Linked DNA regions of Homo sapiens: region 2 is linked to region 1. The links are chromatin loops, found by intact Hi-C in ENCODE. Cell type or tissue: OCI-LY7. All regions are shown on one strand. Each heading gives the region's core, and the rest is flanking DNA. Links, peaks and the distances in the headings are about the cores only. Region 1 has its middle 22 kb from the start of GGTLC2. Region 2 has its middle 35 kb from the start of LL22NC03-102D1.18.

Region 1 (5,367 bases), core at 248-5,247:
CTTGTTTGGATGCTGGATGCATGAGTCCTGAAAATGGCACCTAGATGGAGACACTGCAATGGGCACTGGCCATGATTCTTCAGATCAGGATACCATGAGAGTGGGGGCTGGAGCATCTCAATAATACACGGGGAACTCAGAGGAATAACCCAGGGCATTTGGGCCACAGAGTAGTGGCACTGCCCTAGGTTCAGTCACCACACAAGGAAATACTGGGACCATCACCACTCAATAGATGTCTCCCACTGACTGTACTTCCATTCAAGTCATTTTTCCCCAAGTCACACTCCAGCCCAGAAAACACCAGGACCTACTGGACCTGCCAACCCCGAATTTATTATTGATCCACCTTCTGTAGGGCCTCCGTAGAGATCTGGAAGGAAGGAGGCCTCAGAGTCTCTGATCTGGGTGTACTGGGCCAGACCTGTTCGTGGCTTTGTCCACAGTCCTCCTGGGGCTGGAGGAAGAAGGTGACACAGATGGCAAGGGGTTTGTGTCTCATTTCTCCATCTGCCTGTGTCACTGTGAGATTGTTGTCAGCCGCAGAGTAACAGTAATAGTCAGCCTCATCCTCAACCTGGGCCCCGCTGATGGTCAAGGTGACTGTGGTCCCTGAGCTGGAGCCGGAGAATCGCTCAGGGATCCCTGAGGGCCGCTCACTGTCTTTATAAATCACCAGCACAGGGGCCTGGCCTGGCTTCTGCTGGAACCACCGAGCATATTTTTTTGCCAGTACATCTCCTGAGCAGGTGATCCTGGCTGTCTGTCCCGGAGACACTGACACTGAGGATGGCTGTGTCAGCTCATAGGAGGCCACAGAGACTGCAAGAAAAGACAGGAGAGGGGGCTTGAGGACAAAGGACGCATTGCCAGGAATCCCCCCCAGAGGCAGTGGCAGGGCTTTGCTCAGGATTCAGGTCAGGCTCAACTTGGGGTCTGTGGAGACTGAGCCTAGGGGCAGCACCTGTGCAGAGAATGAGGAGGGGGAGCAGGAGAGGGATCCAGGCCATGGTGAGACATTCAGAGCTCTGCCTCCTGAGCCTACAGCACAGCTGGGCTCCCCAGGCCTCTCTTATTCCCTCTCCAGCTTTTGGGGGCAGTCAGTGTTTGGCGTTTATGCAAATTTACATCCTCTGCGACTCCTCCTGGAGAGATGTCACTCAAACCAGCTGTGAGGGCAGCACAGGCAACAGGAGGAAGAAGCAGGGTCTCAGATTAGAAAATCAGCTGCAGCCTTCAAGCCCTGTGATCACAGTCACCTTTCTGGGAATTAATCTCATGACCACTGTCCCAAACCTCGCTGACCTGGGGTCTGTCCTGGGCCAGGCTCAGCAGAGCTGTGGACCTTCCAGGAGGTTGGCCATGGGCTGAGCTGGGCTCTGCGGAGAGATCTTGCTGACACCTGACTCAGCAGCAGGTGGCCCAGGGACCCATGATCTTCCTCCCCCTGGTCCCTCAGACTCAGTCCCCTCTTGTTCATTTCATCTAAATGCTGTGCTGTGTCATTGGGACACTTGCTGATTATTCAGTGGGAATAGTTGGGTCATTTAAGCAACCACACACCCCTGTGGAGTCAACAGGGCCTCTGGTCTCATTTCAGCCATGGTGCTGCTCCTGCTACATCACCCCTCATTGCCACAAGAGATTAGCAATTGGCACCCTCAGCTCGTCTGTTATTTATGTATGTTTTTCTCATCAATGTTTTATGTAAACTTGCAAAAAGCAGGAGAAAACCACACTGGACTGAAAATCTAACTTCAGGCCCCATGGTCTCTGAAGGGGTCCCAGGGTCATGGTCTCTGCACAGCATGTGAGCTCCAGAGGGTGGGTGGTCCCTGGTTGCCCCAGCCAGGTTCCTGGTCACTCCAGTCAGATCCCTGGTCAGTGTCCTGTCACTGAGTGTGGACAGCCCCATGGTCAGAGCTGAGGCAGGTGAGAAGCCCTGTCCCTCTGAAGAGTGTCTCCTTAAGGATGCTGGGGATGCCCCATGAAGGGATCAGGATCCCAAATGCTTCACCCCACCCACCCGAGACTCCCCTGAGCACAGGAGTTTCCCCCTGAGTCAGAGTCCGCCTGGAGCTGGAAGGTGAGGCAGAAGGAAGTGAGGTATGGTGTATCTGGAAGTGCCCAGGACAGAGGGCTCAGCTCCCCAGGTTGCTGCTGGACTGAGAGGGACAAGGCCCTGAGAGTGGCAGGAGGCTCAGACAGCCATCCTGGGTGAAGAACCCGGGCCCTGGGAGCCCCGTCACCTCACGCTGTGCCCCCTCCTAGAGCACCTCAACCTTGGGATGTCTCCAAAGAAATCCCCTTCCTGAGTAAGCTGCCCCAGTTGACACCTGGTCCCAGCCTCCTCCAGCTGCATTTCCCAGGTGAGGCCTTCACTGTGCCGGGCTTCTGTCAGTGTCCTGGGGTGACACTGTATGAGTCTGACCCTCAGAGAATGGTCACTGCAGCCTGAGGGGATAGGATGAACTGCACTCACTTTCAGTCTGAAGACTGATTCTTGGACACCTGTTGAACGCCAGGCTGGCCTTCTCTTTGCCCCAGCTGGGCAGCCCCAGCCTTAATCCTGACTGCTCCTGGCTGCAGCTCTGCTGCCCCCAGCTGGTGGAGGAGACTCAGCCCAGGAGCTTTTTTCTTCCACGTGCCTCCACAGCACCTGTCACCTCAGAAGTTGAGGACCAGACAGTCCAGCCCCATTCTGTGCAGGGTGACCCAATCTGCCCTGCCCAGCCCAGCACAGAGAGTTCGCACACGCAGGGTAGGAAGTTGGGGCTATAGAAGTGTCTCAGGGTTGAAATGCCCTCCTCTAGTGGTTTTGTTCAGTCCGGACTAATTAGAGTGAGTCAACTGAAGCTCTTCTGCAAAGCTTTCAAAGTCCAGAGAGATGCATGTGCCATCCTACAGGGACCCAGGCTTTCTATGTACTTAGGCATCAAACTGGTGCACCTCCCACCCAATAAGAGCAGCTGTGATTCACTGTGATTTCCTGATGTTCCAGGCACTGCAGCTTAGTTGTGAGCTAACATCACCATCATCGGCACCATGAAAACATGAAATTATGTTTATCTTTATTTTATTCAACACCTCTCAGAGTTTGTACGGAGAGGATTTCTACACTAGCCTAGTCTGCCTTCCTGATGAAGCTGGGAATCTCCTGCTTATTCTCAGCTAGGGACCGCTGTTCCCACCATACAGAAAGCAAGCTCTTTTGAGCCCCTGTCTTGGAATCCCTGCAGAGAAAAGACAAGAAGTTCCACGTCTGAAACCCACTGAAGCCCATTAAATGACATCCCCTCAGCAGGCTTTAATTTACATGACTTTCATTGTTTTTCTGTCTTTTAATTTTGAATGAAGAAAAGAGCTTCCTCAGTTCAGTATAAGCCTCCTCACTTCACAGCAGGTAACACTGAGGCCAAAAGAGACTAAGTGGCTCAGGAGAACAGAGAGCAGTGGGGGCAAGTCCAGGAGCTGATCCAGGTGTCCTGAGTTCTGAACCTGGGCCCTTTCTGGTGGAGATTAACCAGGGTGGGGAAGGAGGGGGCATGAGGGTCAGGCAGGCAGCAGGGCTGTGTCCTGTGGACACACTGCCATCCCCCATCATGGCCTGCCCATCCTGAGAAGCCCATTTCAGCCTGCAGAAAGTGGGGGCTGTACCACAGGCTAGAGCTGGAGAATCTGTGGGGACTGGGGCCTGCTTTGGATGCAGGGCCTGGCCTGGCTCCTGCTGGTTCTCTCTGCACTGTTGCCTGCTCCACTGTCTCCTGAGCAGGTGGGGGACAGGTGTCTTATGGCTAACAGGTGTCTCATGACCCCACACCTTAGGTTAAAGAGATGTTGGGGCTCATTCTCAGGATCCCATCTCCTGAAGCATCACCTGGGCTGAGCTCAGGGTCAGGAATAGGCTTAGGGTCCTGTGGGGGCTTAGCCTGGGGCAGTGTCTGTGGAAAGAGTGAGGAGAGGTAGCAGGTGATGGACCAAGGCCGGGGAGAAACATCCAGGAGCTTTGTCTCTGGAACCCATAGCTGAGCCTGGCTCCCCTCATATTCCCAAAAGTTCCCACGAAAATGCTCCCTTCATCGCGCTGGACTGCAGAGAACTTGGCAGGCTTCAGTGTAGGCTTCGTGGATTTGGTTCATATGGAATTATTCTTCTTCTCATATCTCACATGGAAGTGACTGTCACTGCTTATTTGAACAATCTTGAAGGAAAGACAGGAATCCCAACAGCCCTGGTGTCAGGACACAAGTCAGGAATCTCAGGAGGGTTTTGGTCTTACTTCCTCATCACTTGGGATGTGTGGGACAGCAATAGTGATCAGTGTCACTGCTGGGATCCCAGGGAGTCTCAAAGAAGCTCACTGGCCAGACTTGGAGCCTGAGAATCAATCTTATGTCCACTGTGGAAAATGTTGCTGCTTGTATATGAACTGCAGTAATAATCAGCCTCGTCCTCAGCCTGGAGCCCAGAGATGGTCATGGAGGCCATGTTGCCAGAGCTGGGAGCCAGAGAAGTGATCAGAGACTCCAGAGAGCCTATAACTGACTTCATAAATCATGTGCCTGGGTGCTGCTGGCACCAGGAGACATAGTTATAATGCCCAACGTCACTGCTGGTTCCAGTGCAGGAGATGGTGACCGACTGTCCAGGAGACCCGGGTACTGAGTGAGGCTGAGTCAGGGCAGACTGAGCCCGAGAGCCCGGAAAAAGGAAAAAACACACTCTAGTGAGTCAGTGCTGGGCCCAGGTGAGCCTGAGGAGCAGGAGACTAAGAATCAGCCCAGAGGTCCCTGAGGCCCCTTTCCTGGAGGCATCACCTGTGCCCTGAGTGAGGAGGGTGAGGAGGAGCAGAGCCCAGGCCATGGTGGAGACGTCCCGAGAGCGCTGCCTCCTGAGACTCAAGCACTGGGTATGCCCCCAGCCCTGTCTTATCCGCTCTGCCTCAGAGGAGGGCGGGGCATCCATGAAAATCTGTGTCCTGGCTCCTCTCCTCATCCCACTCTCACCTGGGCCTGGGCTCAGAGACTTCTTCCCTGGACAGTGGGGCTCAGCTGAGGAGATTAAAGTCCTTGTTTGTCTATTCTGATGGTAGGAACTTGATCTCTTTGTACCAGGAGAGAAAGATCTGCTGAAGTCCCTCACCTGAGTGAGCTCCTGGCCCTCAGTGTCTCTGCTGTGTGGTGCCTGTGTCTCTGTGACCCTCCAGGCCTGGGCCACCCCACAGATACCACTGCCTGGCACCTACCTTTAGGCTCGCTCTACTGTCAGGAAATGAGGCTGCTCACCCCGTGGAAACCCCTGCTGTGTGTGGTTGATCCTTGGTCTCCCCAGCTGCAGCCTTGTCCCATTCCCACCCCCACCCTTGGT
Region 2 (5,367 bases), core at 161-5,160, 80 kb before region 1:
TTTCCACTAACTGGAGCTGGCCTGGCTGAAGCCACTGCTGGGTGACAATCTGTCAACAGCAGAGACCAACACAGGCATCCCTATAGGATGACCTTCTCTGTGGAAAACAGCCAGGGGCCTGCTTGATATTAATTTCATTAGAGCTCTTCCATCATGGGAGAGACAGCTCTTTTTCCTTACTAGCATTGGCATGTACAGAGGATTTGCTTTCATTGACAGCAATGCTTCTGCCAAAACTGTTATCTCTGGATTACAGAATGATGCACCCATCACGATGGTATTCCACAGGAGGTTCTGACCAAGGAACTCGTTTCACCGCAAATAAAGGGCTATGGGCCTTTTCTCCTGGCATTCAAGATTCTTACTCTTGTCCCCAACATTCTGAGACATGTGGCTTATATGAATGGTTTAATGACTGCATGGAGACTCCATTACTGCACCAGGCAAGTGGCAAGTATGTGTAGGGTTGGGCAATGTCTTCCAGGATGGGGCATGTGCTGTGCATCAGTGCCCAATAGATGGTGCTGTTTCTCCCACAGTCAGGATCCACGAGTCCAGAATCAAGGAGTAAATTGTAGTGGCTCCACTCAAAAATGCCTTTAGTGATCCATCAGCAAAAATTTGACATTCTCTCATCCCGACCTCAGGCTCTGTGGGTCTAGAGGTCTTAGGTGCACTGGAGGAATGCTTTCCCAGAGGATACAACAATGACTGCACTGAACTGAGACCTGAGAGTTCCCCACATCCCTCTGGACATGCCTGCATGGATGTCTCCCTGTGTCTGTCTTTCCAGTCAGACCCTCCATCAACAACTCAAACCCCAGGCAAAGAAACACAGGACTGCCAGGCCTGCCAGGCACAAATCCACTGCAGACTGACTCCTTTGCAGCGCCTGCCTGGAGGGCTGGAGGGAAGGGCAGCCTGGGGGTTCAAATTTGGGTGAATTTGGCCAAGCCTGCTCATGGCTTTGTCCACAGTCCTCCTGGGGCAGAAGGAAGGGGATGAAATAGAGGGGGAGGGGTTTATGTTTCACTTCCCTGTCTCCTTGTGTCACTGTGGGATAAGTACCACTGCTGTCTGCTGATAGACAGTAATAGTCAGCCTCGTCTTCTGCCTGGACTCCACTGATGGTCAATGTGACTATTGTCCCTGAGCTGGAGCCAGAGAATCGCTCAGGGATCCCTGAGGGCCTCTCGCTGTCTTTATATATCACCAGCACAGGGAACTGGCCTGGCTTCTGCTGGTACCAATAAGCATATTTTTTTGGCAATGCTTCTCCAGAGCAGGTGATCCTGGCCATCTGTCCTAGGGACACTGACACCGAGGGTGGCTGTGTCAGCTCATAGGAGGCCTCAGAGCCTGCAAGGAAGAACAAGAGAGGGGGCTTGAAGACAAAGGACCCATTTCCAGGAGTCCCACCCAGAGGCTGTGTCTGGGCTTTGCTCAGGATTCAGGTCAGGCTCAACTTGGAATCTGTGGGGACTGAGCCTGGGGAAGGGCCTGGGGTCAGCACCTGTGCAGAGAGTGAGGAGGGGGAGCAGGAGAGGGATCCAGGCCATGGTGAGATTCCCAGAGCTGTGCCTCCTGGACCCACAGAACAGTTGGGCTCCGCAGGCCTCTCTTATTCCCTCTCAGGCTTTCGGGGGCAGTCAGTGTTAAGCGTTTATGCAAATTTACATCCTCTGTGGCTCTTCCTGGAGAGATGTCTCTCAAACCAGCTGTGAGGGCAGCACAGGCAACAGGAGGAACAAGCAGGGTCTCTGGTTAGAAAATCAGCTGCAGCCTTCAAGCCCTGTGATCATAGACCTTTGTGGGAATTAACCTCATGACCACTGTCCCAAACCTCGCTGACCTGGGGTCTGTCCTGGGCCAGGCTCAGCAGAGCTGTGGACCTTCCAGGAGGTTGGCCATGGGGCTGAGCTGGGCTCTGTGGAGAGATCATGATGACACCTGACTCAGCAGCAGGTGGCCCAGGGACCCATGATCTTCCTCCTCCTGGTCCCTCAGACTCAGTCCCCTCTTGTTCATTTCATCTAAATGCTGTGCTGTGTCATTAGGACACTTGCTGATTATTCAGTGGGAATATTTGGGTCATTTAAGCAACCACACACCCCTGTGGAGTCAACATGGCATCTGGTCTCATTTCAGTCGTGGTGCTGCTCCTGCTACATCACCCCTCATTGCCACAAGAGATTAGCAATCAGCACCGTCAACTTGTCTGTTATTTATTCATGTTTTTCTCATCAATATTTTATGTAAACTTGCAAAAAGCAGCAGAAAACCACACTGGACTGAGAATCTAACGTTAGGTCCATGGTCTCTGTAAGGGTCCCAGGGTCATGGTCTCTGCACAGCATGTGAGCTCCAGAGATTGGGTGGTCCCTGGTTACTCCAGCCAGGCCCCTGCTCAGTGTCCTGTCACTGAGCGTGGACAGCACCATGGTCAGAGCTGTGGCCTGAGGCAGGTGAGAAGCCCTGTCCCTCTGAAGAGTGTCTCCTGAAGGAGGCTGGGGATGCCCATCCAGGGCCAGGGTCCCAAATGCCCCACCACACCCACCCGAGACTCCCCTGAGTACAGGAGCTGCCCCCTGAGTCAGAGTCCGCCTGGAGCTGGAAGGAAAGGCAGAGGGAGGAGGGGTCGGGTGTATCTGGAAGTGCCCAGGACAGAGGGCTCAGCTCCCCAGGACACTGCTGGACCAGGAGGGATGACACCCTGAGAGTGGCAGGAGGCTCAGGCCGCCATCCTGGGTGAAGAACCCGGGCCCTGGGAGCCCCATCACCTCACACTATACCCCCTCCTAGAGCACCTCGACCTTGGGACGCCTCCCAGGGATTCCCCTTCCTGAGGAAGCTGCCCAAGCTCACATCTGGGCCCAGCCTCCTCCAGCTGCATTTCCCTGGTGAGGCCTTCACTGTGCCAGGCTTCTGTCAGTGTCCTGGGGTGACACCGTGTGTCTGACCCTCAGAGCGTGGTCACTGAAGCCTGAGGGGATAGGATGAACTGCACTCACTTTCAGTCTGAAGACAGATTCTTGGACACCTGTTGAACCCCAGGCTGGCCTTCTCTTTGCCCCAGCTGGGCAGCCCCAGCCTCTCTCCTGAAAGCTCCTGGCTGCAGCTCTGCTGCCCCCAGCTGGTGGAGGAGACTCAGCCCATCACCGCATGTTTCTGGTTCTGCAGCTTAGCTGTGAGCTAACATCACCACCGTCGGCACCATTAATTTCTTGTTTGTCTTTATTTCATTCCATACTTCTCAGAGTTTGTGCTGAGAGGATTTCTACACTACCCTAGTCTGTCTTCCTGATTAAACTGGGACTCTCCTGCTTATTCTCAGCTGGGGACTGCTCTTCCCACCATACAGAAAGCAAGCTCTTTTTGAGTCCCTTTCTTGGAATCCCTGCAGAGGAAAGACAAGAAGTTTTGTCTGAAGCCCATTGAAGCCCATTAAGTGACATCCCCTCATCAGGCTTTAATTCGCATGACTTTCGTTGTTTTTCTGTCTTTTAATTTTGAATGAAGAAAGAGCTTCCTCAGTTCAGTATAAGGCTCCTCACTTCACAGCAGGTAACACTGAGGCCAAAAGAGACTAAGTGGCTCAGGAGAACAGAGAGCAGTGGGGGCAAGTCCAGGAGCTGGCCCAGGTGTCCTGAGTTCTGAAACTGGGCCCGTTGGGGTGGTGCTTAACCAGGATGGGGAGGGAGGGGGCATGAGGGCCAGGCAGGCAGTAGGGCTGTGTCCCATGGACACACTGCCAATCCCCATCATGGCCTGCCCATCCTGAGAAGCCCACTTCAGCCCGCAGAAGGTGGGGGCTGTACCCCAGGCTAGAGCTGGAGAATCTGTTGGATTGGGGGCTGCTCTGAATGCAGCGCCTGGCCTGGCTCCTGCTGGTTCTCTCTGCACTGTTGCCTGCTGCACTCTCTCCTGAGCAGGTGGGGGACAGGTGTCTCATGGCCAACTCTACTGGGGGTAGCTGAGTCTAAGAGACCACAGGGGCTGCAGGATAAGGAGACTTTAGGGCTCATTCTCAGGGTCCCATCTCCTGAAATATCACCTGGGCTGAGCTCAGGGTCAGGACTAGGATTAGGGTCCTGTGGGGGCTTAGCCTGGGGCAGCATCTGTGCAAAGAGTGAGGAGAGGTAGCACGTGAGAGGTCGAGGCCATGGGGAGACATCCCAGAGCTTTGTTTCTGGAACCCATAGCTGAGCCTCGTTTCCTCAGGCCTTCTCCATACTCTCAAAAGTCCCCACGAAAATGCTCCCTCCATCGCGCTGGACTGCAGATAACTTGGCAGACTTCAGTGTGGGCTTCAGGGTTTGGTTCATGTGGAATTCTTCTTTTCATATCTCATATGAGAGTGATTGTTGCTGCTTATTTGAACAATCTTGAAGGAATGACAGGAATCCCAACAGACTTCATGTCGGGACACAAGTCAGGAATCTCAGGAGGGTTTTGATATTACTTCCATATCACATAGGATGTTTGGGACAGCAATAATGATCAGTCTGACTGCTGAGATCCCAGGGAGTCTCAAAGAAGCTCACTTGCCAGACTTGGAGCCTGAGAATCAATCTTATGTCTCTTAGTTTTAATCTATGACCCCATACCTCAGCTGTGTGGGTCTCTACTCTGTTTCTGGTGGAACCAGGAGACACAATTGTTAATCTTCTGACCAAGCAGAAAGTCCCTGTTAGCAACAAAATTTCATAAAAAGAGAATGAAATGTAACCATTAAATAGTAAATGTCTTAGTCTGTTTGTGTAGCAATAACAAAACACCTAAGATTGGGCAATTTTCAAACAATACAAATGTGGAATGTTGAATACCCCCAATACTGCTGTTGATTCAGCAAAACAGATGATGACCGACTGCCAGGTGTCCATGAAGTGGAGGGAGACTGAGTCAGAGTGGTCAGGACCCCAGTCATGAGGGGAGGGACAAATGTGGAGATGAGCAAGTGCGTGGCCAAACCTCAGGGTGCTATGGCTTTGATCTTTGTCGCCTCCAAATCTCATGTTGAAATTGGATCCCCAGTGTTGGAGGTGGGAACTAATGGGAGCTTTTAGGGTGATGGGAGTGGATCTCTCATGAATAGATTAATGTCCTCACTTGGGGTGAGTGAATTCCCACTGTTTCCGAAAGAGCTGGTTATTTAAAAGAGCCTGGCATCTTCCTCTTCTCTCTTGCTTCCTCTCCCCCATTGACCTCTGCCTACACTGGCTCCCCTTCACCTTTCACCATGACTAGAAGCAGCCTGAGGTCTTCAACAAGAGCAGATGCCATATCTTGAACTCTGTGGCCATTGGAATTGTGAGCCAAATAAACCTTTTATTTTCTCTATAAATTACCCAGCCTTGGGTACTTCTT

What was found. Hi-C counts contacts between places; a loop is a spot of excess contacts. Peaks named below come from ENCODE experiments on the same cell type or tissue, not always from the same donor. Only the 100,000 strongest peaks of a DNase experiment are listed, where the experiment ranks them.
Region 2: a loop joins it to region 1, with 2.9 times the contacts of the local background. A loop is called at or near these places in 4 of 110 quality-filtered maps.

What each region holds. Positions count from the first base shown.
Region 1 is chr22:22,663,969-22,669,335 of GRCh38, reverse strand. It overlaps IGL, the pseudogene IGLV2-28 and IGLV3-27. Among named protein-coding and RNA genes, the nearest start is that of GGTLC2, 22 kb to the right of the region's middle. RefSeq lists a silencer at 2,292-2,471. In OCI-LY7, for the core only: CTCF peaks have their summits at 2,382 and 2,601 (motif pointing left); DNase peaks (open chromatin) are centred at 1,155 and 2,605; H3K4me3 peaks cover 428 bases.
Region 2 is chr22:22,743,613-22,748,979 of GRCh38, reverse strand. It overlaps IGL and IGLV3-16. Among named protein-coding and RNA genes, the nearest start is that of LL22NC03-102D1.18, 35 kb to the right of the region's middle. RefSeq lists an enhancer at 2,298-2,798. In OCI-LY7, for the core only: CTCF peaks have their summits at 303, 527 (motif pointing right), 2,935 and 3,134 (motif pointing left); DNase peaks (open chromatin) are centred at 479, 1,689 and 3,139; H3K4me3 peaks cover 939 bases; H3K27ac peaks cover 686 bases.